Linked DNA regions of Mus musculus: region 2 is linked to region 1. Evidence: chromatin contacts called from ENCODE Hi-C or POLR2A ChIA-PET data. All regions are on one chromosome and are shown on one strand. Each heading gives the region's core, a stretch centred on a gene start or an enhancer-like site at or near the end of the contact. The rest is flanking DNA. Distances are from core to core; before and after follow the strand shown.

The links. A loop is a pair of places that touch in the nucleus more often than their neighbours do. ChIA-PET counts read pairs that join two places held with the same protein, here RNA polymerase II (POLR2A).
Region 2: POLR2A ChIA-PET joins it to region 1 with 18 read pairs in Patski. The contact joins the enhancer-like site here to the promoter of Ubac2 in region 1. A Hi-C loop is called at or near these places in 1 of 37 maps with a recorded cell type or tissue (T-helper 17 cell). POLR2A ChIA-PET finds 5 or more read pairs at or near these places in 1 of 5 experiments (Patski).

The regions. Positions count from the first base shown.
Region 1 is chr14:121,876,312-121,880,289 of GRCm38, reverse strand. Ubac2 (ubiquitin associated domain containing 2) reads right to left here and starts at 1,684. Exons shown (of 9, transcript NM_026861.2): 1 at 1,516-1,684. The coding sequence starts at 1,546. It overlaps 1810041H14Rik (RIKEN cDNA 1810041H14 gene), which reads left to right and starts at 882. Exons shown (of 2, transcript NR_130999.1): 1 at 882-1,082; 2 at 3,279-3,431.
Region 2 is chr14:121,823,023-121,826,846 of GRCm38, reverse strand. No RefSeq gene overlaps it. Among named protein-coding and RNA genes, the nearest start is that of Ubac2, 54 kb to the left of the region's middle. Within about 2 kb of position 2,125, at least 1 of the 3 ENCODE cell types and tissues checked has a DNase peak (open chromatin) inside an H3K27ac peak, as active enhancers do.

The DNA of each region.
Region 1 (3,978 bases), core at 435-2,934:
CACGTGTATACCTGTGTGCATGCTGATATTGGGATGTCTTTCTGAATCACTCCACTTTTTTTGACACAGTAAACTGGCTGGCCAGCAAAGCCCTGGGGAATCTCCTGCCTCCACCTCTCACTGGTGAGTTATAGACACACACTGCATGCCTTAGCTTTTACATGGGTATTGAGAATTAGAACTCAGATATTCATGCCTGCAGGACAAGCTTCATAACCACTGAGCCATGTCCCCAGACTGTCACTTTTTAACTTTTACATGTTTGGTACAAAAGGGTGCCTCAAGATGCTGAGAACAACTAAAATCGAAGAAATCTGCTGTTGACAGATCCACCCACATAGTGTAACCCTAGGAAAGCCACACTACCTTATTCATCCAAACAGTAGTTTGAAGACCAACTCACTAGTAGTTCTGATGGATTCTGGGGCCAATACGTCAACGTTTCCATAACTTAAATTAGGTACTAAATATGGAGATCATAAACAACATTAAACCTACTTCAAAGCCTGAGATTACGGTGAGAGGTGAGGACGACTTTAAATTATGTCGCTGGCTCTGACAGTCAGCTCTCAGACTATGTAACAGGAGTGTTCTTTGAAAGGCTCATGACGTTCACAACAGAATGTACCATCTGGAGATGCCAGGCACTTCTGTGCTCTAGCAACATTAACTTCACACGCAGAGATGGGAAATACCGACAGAGAAAGAAACTGCGAACTGCGGCTTGTTCAAACAGTTTGCTGTTAGTGTATCAATGCCTAATCTCAACACTGTTTAGTTAAGAGTCCACTCTCTAAAGTCAACTCAACATAATGTCGTGGGGGGGGGGGGTGCCTGGAGGTTGAATAAACTTCTCCGCCCTCTACCTGCTGACCACCGCAGACACTCCTGGAGAGTGCAGCGGCATCCAGAAGCAAAGCTTGCATTCTCTTGCCAAGTGACTTCCTAACTTCACTGAAAAGCGCTCACTTTTTCAGCTCGCAAAAACTCTTCAAGGACAACGGGTAAGATGTACGTGGAAGTTAATATTGAGGGGGCAGATTCTGGAGCGGAGGATGAAATTCACACGTTCCAGGAATCAGGTGGGTCCCAAAGAAGCCTGTATGAATGAAGGGGGAGAGGGAACCGAGCAGGGTTCCAGCGTCGCCCCCACGGGAACATCTTCCAGCCCCGCACTCGAGTCGCCAAGTGCGTGCGTGGGCCCGGGCCACGAGATGAGCGGGGCACCCGGCTGGACCCTAACTGCCCAGCCCACCTGCAGCAGGGCAGGAGCTGCTGCGCACCTTGTGGGAGACGCCGGGAGCGGAATGGACGTGGCACCCCCTCGGCCCTCGGGGCTATGGTGGGTGCGGCGCCCGCTGCCCCCTAAGAGCAAGAACTGACAAGGCTCGGGCGCGGGAGGCAAGGGGCCCCCAGCCTCCTGCAACCCCGAGTCCCCCGCTGCCCCGAGCCGGGTCCGGGAAGAGCTCGGAATGGAGCGAAGGGCGGCCCAAGGATGAGGGAACCGGTACTCACAAAGCCCACTGGAGCCGGTGCTGGTGAACATGGTCCCGCCGGGCCCGGAGCCCCCGCGGGGCGTCAGGGGGAGGGGAGGCAGAGGTGGAGAGCCCCCAGCGACCGCGCAGGCGCACTGTCAACCAGCGAGCGAAGTCGGCCCGGCGAGGCGCTCCGGAGCCGCCAGGAAGAAGGCGCATGCGCAGCCCGTGGGGCGTGCACACTCGGCCAGAGCCCGCCCCTTCCTTCCCAGAGAGGAAGTGCGTAGGTGCGGGCGAGCCGGATGGTAGCTGCTTCCGGTAGTTCGGGGCGGGTTTGGCGCATGCCAGAATTCCCAGTACAGAACCTTACGGCGTGAAGCGCCGTGAGCGAGCCGGTTCTTCCGCCACAGAACACCAGGCCTTTCTCGAGACCTCTGACCTTTCACTGGGCGAGACGGCCGCGAGTCCCACGCATGCTCAGTACTTCCGTGTGGGCCTTGGCGCTCAGTGAACAGTCTGCTTCCGGTGACCCACCAAGCACCTGGGGTTGCTGGGGTGAGGGTGGACAAGACGGCTAGTAGAAGAAAAAGTTTTAAAAATACACTTAGCTTTCTGTTCCGGGCAGTGGTGGCGCACGCCTTTAATCCCAGCACTTGGGAGGTTGAGTTCGAGGCCAGCCAGGTCTTAGAGAGTGAGTTCCAGGACAGCCAGGGCTTGGGGGGGGGGGGGGGGACTGTATGTTCATCCAGTTGAGTTATTTCGCAGGAAAATTATTTCCTTATGATCTTCGCAGAAGCTGATTCCCACAAAATCTGTAGCCCACTTAAGACTGGTTCTCAAACTATGGGGTCCCTGGGAGCACTGAAGGGTGTTCAGAAGACCCGGCCGATTTTTGTAGTAATGCTAAAACGTGTATTTTTCCTTTCCCGTTCTTTTTCATCCATGAGTAGTAAGGTTTTCCAATTAACCAGCGCCTGATAAACCAACTGGAACTGCAGGACGACCAAGTGCGTGTTAAGGCAGATCCCCAGTTGCAAGTAATCTAGAAGCCACCATTTAAACTTTGACATTTTATGGAGGGAAAAATGCCATTTAATCTAAGTGCTTGCTTTTCTAATTCCAGACCTACTCTGGGTGAGCTTTTCTTCATATACTTCATCCAAAACATCACAACAAACTAAAAAGAGAGAAGTGCGCAGGGAATCCCCACAGGGTATTGAGCCAGGCATTAAAAGCATTCTTCCTTAAAATGGTTTGCCTAGGAAAGTACCCGGTGTCAAAACTGAATGGTTGAATTTGGACATTTTTGCCTGATTCATCTAAGAAATGGCCCTATAGTGGTTAAATACATAGAAACGAGGGGGATAGTGTAGATTTAAGGAAAGCTTCAAAGTCACATTATGTCTCTTAAATTACTGTTTTGAAATTTAATCCTGTCTACTTAAGTCCTATATATTATAGATAGTAACCACTTATGGTAAACTAATATAAACTATAAAAGGTTATTATCTAATCAGGGTTAGAGAGGAAGAAATGAAGTAAATTCCTCATTCCGTTGAACATTAGTATGTTTGGAAGATCTGAAATCTGAAAAGATAGAAAGCTGTGAGATGAACAGTAGTCAGAAGTTTTGTAGCAGTTGCACATACTGACTGATATCAACATGAAAACTCAATCGTCACAAATTCAGGGCTCATAGGAAATGAAAACACTTGAGTGGAAATATACCAAAAATGAAGTGGTCAAAACTTGAAACTCTTGAAAATTATTCCACAGGAAACACTTTTTTTTTTCCTCTTCCAGTATCGTGAACATCAGTGCAGCAGTTCTGGTCACCTGGATTTATAAACACCAAGAAGTAGCAACAGCCAGTGTGCAAGTCACTGACAACCCAAGTCACCAAAAATCTTACTGAGAACCCATTAGCTCCTTGAATTAAAGATTATTTTGTGAAAAGAGGCTTGATCGTCTTGTTCTGCACCTGAAATAAAGCATTTCCCATTCTGTTGTTTTAAAATATTTACTCTGTAACAAGTGTACATAATTTTGTTTTTATAATAAAAAAGTAGTGATACCAAAATATGGGACAACTTAGATATATATTTTACCTATGTCAGAAGTGTTAAGCGAAGGGATTAAGTTGCACGCAGGGTTAATATTGAAGAATTTTAACATTTTCAGCGTTTAATCATTCTCAGAGATTTCTTCACAGTTCCTATCTGTAGTAGATAAAGGCTAGTTTGGAAGACAGTGGCTTAGAACAGTATTCCTAATGTTTTTTTAAAAGGCTCATTTTTATTTAACATGTATGAGGGTCTGCTTGTATGTATGTAGGTGCACCATGTGTGTGCCTAGTGTCAAAGGAGACCAGCAGAGGACACCAGATCCTCTGAAACGAGTTACTGGTGGTTGTGAGCAACCATGTAGATGCTAGGACCAAACCTGGGACATAAGAAAGAACAGGCAGGGGGCTGGTGAGATGGCTCAGTGGGTAAGAGCACCC
Region 2 (3,824 bases), core at 876-3,375, 54 kb after region 1:
CTCTGTAGACCAGGCCAGCCCTGAACTCCCAGAGATCTGCTTAATTCTGCTTCCTGGGTGCTGGAATTGAAGGTGTGCACCACCACCACCCAGCTTCCCAGTAATAATTTATTTTTTTTTTAAAATCTGATTTTCGTATTTTCTTTTTTTTTTTAAAGACTTATTTATTTATTATATGTAAGTACACTGTAGCTGTCTTCAGACACTCCAGAAGAGGGCGGCAGATCTCGGTACAGATGGGTGTAAGCCACCATGTGGTTGCTGGGATTTGAACTCAGGACCTTCGGAAGAACAGTCAGTGCTCTTAACTGCTGAGCCATCTCTCCAGCCCCTGATTTTCGTATTTTCATTTGACCCAAACCATATATAGCTCTATTAATTTCCCTATTACCCTTCTCATTCACCACATGGTACATCAGGAAGACTTGAAGCTGTGTTAGAAATCCTGTCAGGCTCAGCCTGTGAGGAGGGTGGTGGAGAACATTGTCTTCTAGCTCTCTCAGCAGCTTTGGAGTCTTCAGCAGGTCCTTTCTCTGACTCATTTCCTCATGGGTAACACAAAAACACTACTTCAGTGCCAACTTGCTGTAAGGGGGTGGGAGTGGGGCGAGAATGCTGGTCATGGGGCTATCGGTTTTATTTCACTGATGGTTTTGATCATAAGGGTTTATGAAACTACACTCCTGTCTAGGGTCGGTCTGAATATCTTATATTATTTTTGGCTTTTCTGTGAACTCTATAGAGAACATGATGGAAAAACACTCCCGGTACAACAGTCTGAGCGGCAGCATCCATAAAAGGCAGCATGCTGGCTTCCCAGGGTGAATGATTTCATAACCAACCTGTGAGCTGAGAGTCCACTCCACATCTGAAAGCACATTGGCACAGAAGGGAGAGAATTCCTTTTTTTTTCTCCTTCCTTTCACATTTCATCTCTTAGATCCCTTTTCAGGACTTGTGGCTGGAAATCCTTTCCCCCTTCACAGGAAGATGACTGTTCCCAAGAGAAGCCTTCACAGTCAAGAGTCACACCCAGCAATGCAGAAATCCCACATCAGATAATCTGCAGGGCATTAGCCAAATGCCTGCTGTGGCTGACGTGTGCTAAACGTGGAGTCTCACAGAAATGGACAGAGAGTCAAAGAGCAAGCTGTTTATTTGAGAGTCTCAGGAAGTCTGCAAGTGAACAGAAGGACCCGTCAAGGAACTAAAGGTAGTGGCAGGCCAGCTGCTATGGGTAAAGGGCACTCAGCGCCAATAGGGAGGGGCTAAGGATATGCCTAGCGTGCTTGAGCCCCTGGGTCCAACTCCAGCCCTTCATAAACTGTGAGCGTAATCCTAATGTAATCCGAGGTAGATGCAGGAGAACCGGAAGTTCAAAGTCATTCTGAGCTACGTAAGGGTTTGAGGCTAGCCGGAGAATTATGGCACCCTGCCTCAAAGCACAAAAATTAAAAAAAAAAAAAAAATCAACTCACTCCCACTAGAGAACTCTGAGCGTTAGCAAAACCAAGGCCAGGGAATGGAATGGGTGAGTATTCGTCTGCCACGGGGTTTAGGAGCGGGGCACAGAAGGCACTTGTGTAGAAAGACATTAAGCACGAAGCCTCCATGGCTACCTCTAGCTGGAGGGAGCCCGCAAAGACACCCATCCATCCATTTGTTTCATAAACTATTGGAGTGGGCAAGGAGTACATGAGAATGGTAAAATCTTGTTCTAATAGGGGTGACAAGTCTAAAGGCCTGGGCGCAAACCCGAGGTACGCTGAGGTGCACATGCGCAGTGACCAGGTCTGTGGTGCCAGGCTTTGACGACTCACCAATTGACACATGTGACTGCTGGGAGTGGACAGGAAACTCCCACCTTCTGAAGCTGGCTGCCTGAACTATTTAGCTGTTCCCCAGAGAGAAAACCCTTGTGCAGGGTTAAACTTTAAGCTGGGGGCGGGGACTTCCACCTGCTCCTCTGAGAGGAAAGACTCACTGAAAATGAGCAGAGGGAGCCTGGTGGGAGGGTCAGAGGGCAAAACAGACTCGGGACAGGAAGCATCCCAGGCTCCCCTAGAAGTGTGTTCTCTGTCATGAGCAGTGTGACTCAGGCCAGTGCAAGGGATGCCAAGACTGGCCTTCGCCCAACAGCCTGAAGGGAGGGGCAGCTAAGATCCATCTGGCAATGGGTGATCTGGTCTTGAGAACAGTCAAGGCTGAGCTGTGGAGAACAGAATGTTAGGGTGTTTGCTGCTGGGTGCTTGGGCAGGTGTTGTGGGACAGACTTTTCTTGGGGTGGTGCAGCACACGTGCGAGCACACACACACACACACACACACACACACACACACTGGGTCAACTCACGCCAGGGCAGGGGAGTTGGTTACAGGGAGCAGGGGTGACTCCAAAGCAGCTGCATCAGCAGAAAGCCTAACTCTGGTGAAAACACTGGAAAACTGCATCCCTAGAGCCATGATTGTTTCTTGCAGGCAGAGCACCCTAGTCCAAACTTCTCTCTCTGCACTTTGGCTAGACAGTTTCAGCTTCCTGCAACTGTTTCCTTTCATGTTTTACTGATGGGAAGGGGCCCTCATGATTTCCCCCTTCTCTTTCTCCCCTGCTCATGACTCTGCTTACTTTCTGAGACTGCCTCCTCCTTCCTGGAGAGAATATCGAAATTCAGAGGGCCTGCATCTCAGCAACAGGTGGAGATGACTTTTATATAAATGGGTTTGGGAGGGGGAGTGTGGGGGGAGGAACGACTGGTCCTGGCTTTAGAGTGTTCTCTGGACTTTAGGGTGTTCTCCATATCCCTCAAACCTTTCCTTGGTCTTACTGCTGCCTTTTTATAATTCTTTTACAGTTTCTGTCCGCAGAACGTTCTTGTCTATAACACAGTGCCTGGTCCATCATTTGGATCAGGAGCTCAAGACCAAGTTTTCAAATAAAAAGGAATTTATTTGCCCCAGAGGGAAAGAGGGCAGGGAATCAGAGACAAAGACAACAGGAGATAGAGGACAGGAGAGAAGGGGCAGGGAACAAGGGAGTGGGGGAAGGAATATCTGTCCTGGGGGAGGGAGGGTCAAAGGACTGCCTCTGGATAGAGAGGAGACAGACATGGCCTATGGGAAAATGGCAGTTTATAAAGGTAAAAGGGGAAAGCCCATGTTAGGATGAGGTGTTTAATTTTAATTGGGTAAGTTAATTCGTAAACCGAACGGGTCTTCTGATTACTAGACTTCAATACTTTGATGGCTGGACCTTGGTGGTCAGCCTCAGGAGGAGGAAATGGCCCAATAAGGGAATAGCCCTTGGGTGCTAGCTTTAGGAATGGAATCTAATGGTTTTTAACAAGGCAGGGGGAATGGAAGAGAAGGGCTAGGCCTGCCAGAGCCATGTTTGATGCTTGGGCTGGCTGGAGTCCCTTCAGTTCTCTTTGAGATGTCCTGGGATGTTAGGAAGGTTGTGATAAAAACATTGTGACTAATGTCCCCTCTCTGGTTTCAGATAAGCTCATCCCAGCCTTTCCAGGAAGGCAAGGCTGTGGCGAGCACAGGTGGTGCCTGGAGAGCTTTCCTGTCAAAGATGTCACCTCTGACCTCATCTCTGACCTCACACTTCCCTTTCAGATTCACTATGTATGCACTGTACTGGGTCCAGCATGGTACTTTCCTGCACCCTGCTGCTGGGAGTTCCCGTTCAGTTCCACTGCTGGGAGGGCCTTCTCAACATTTGCTTAGGCCACCTTGCTTTGAAACATAAGTACTTTGTTACTCTGTGAAGCGGTTGAAATGATACATGAAGGTTCAACATGTATCTGGGGCTGGGGCATGGCT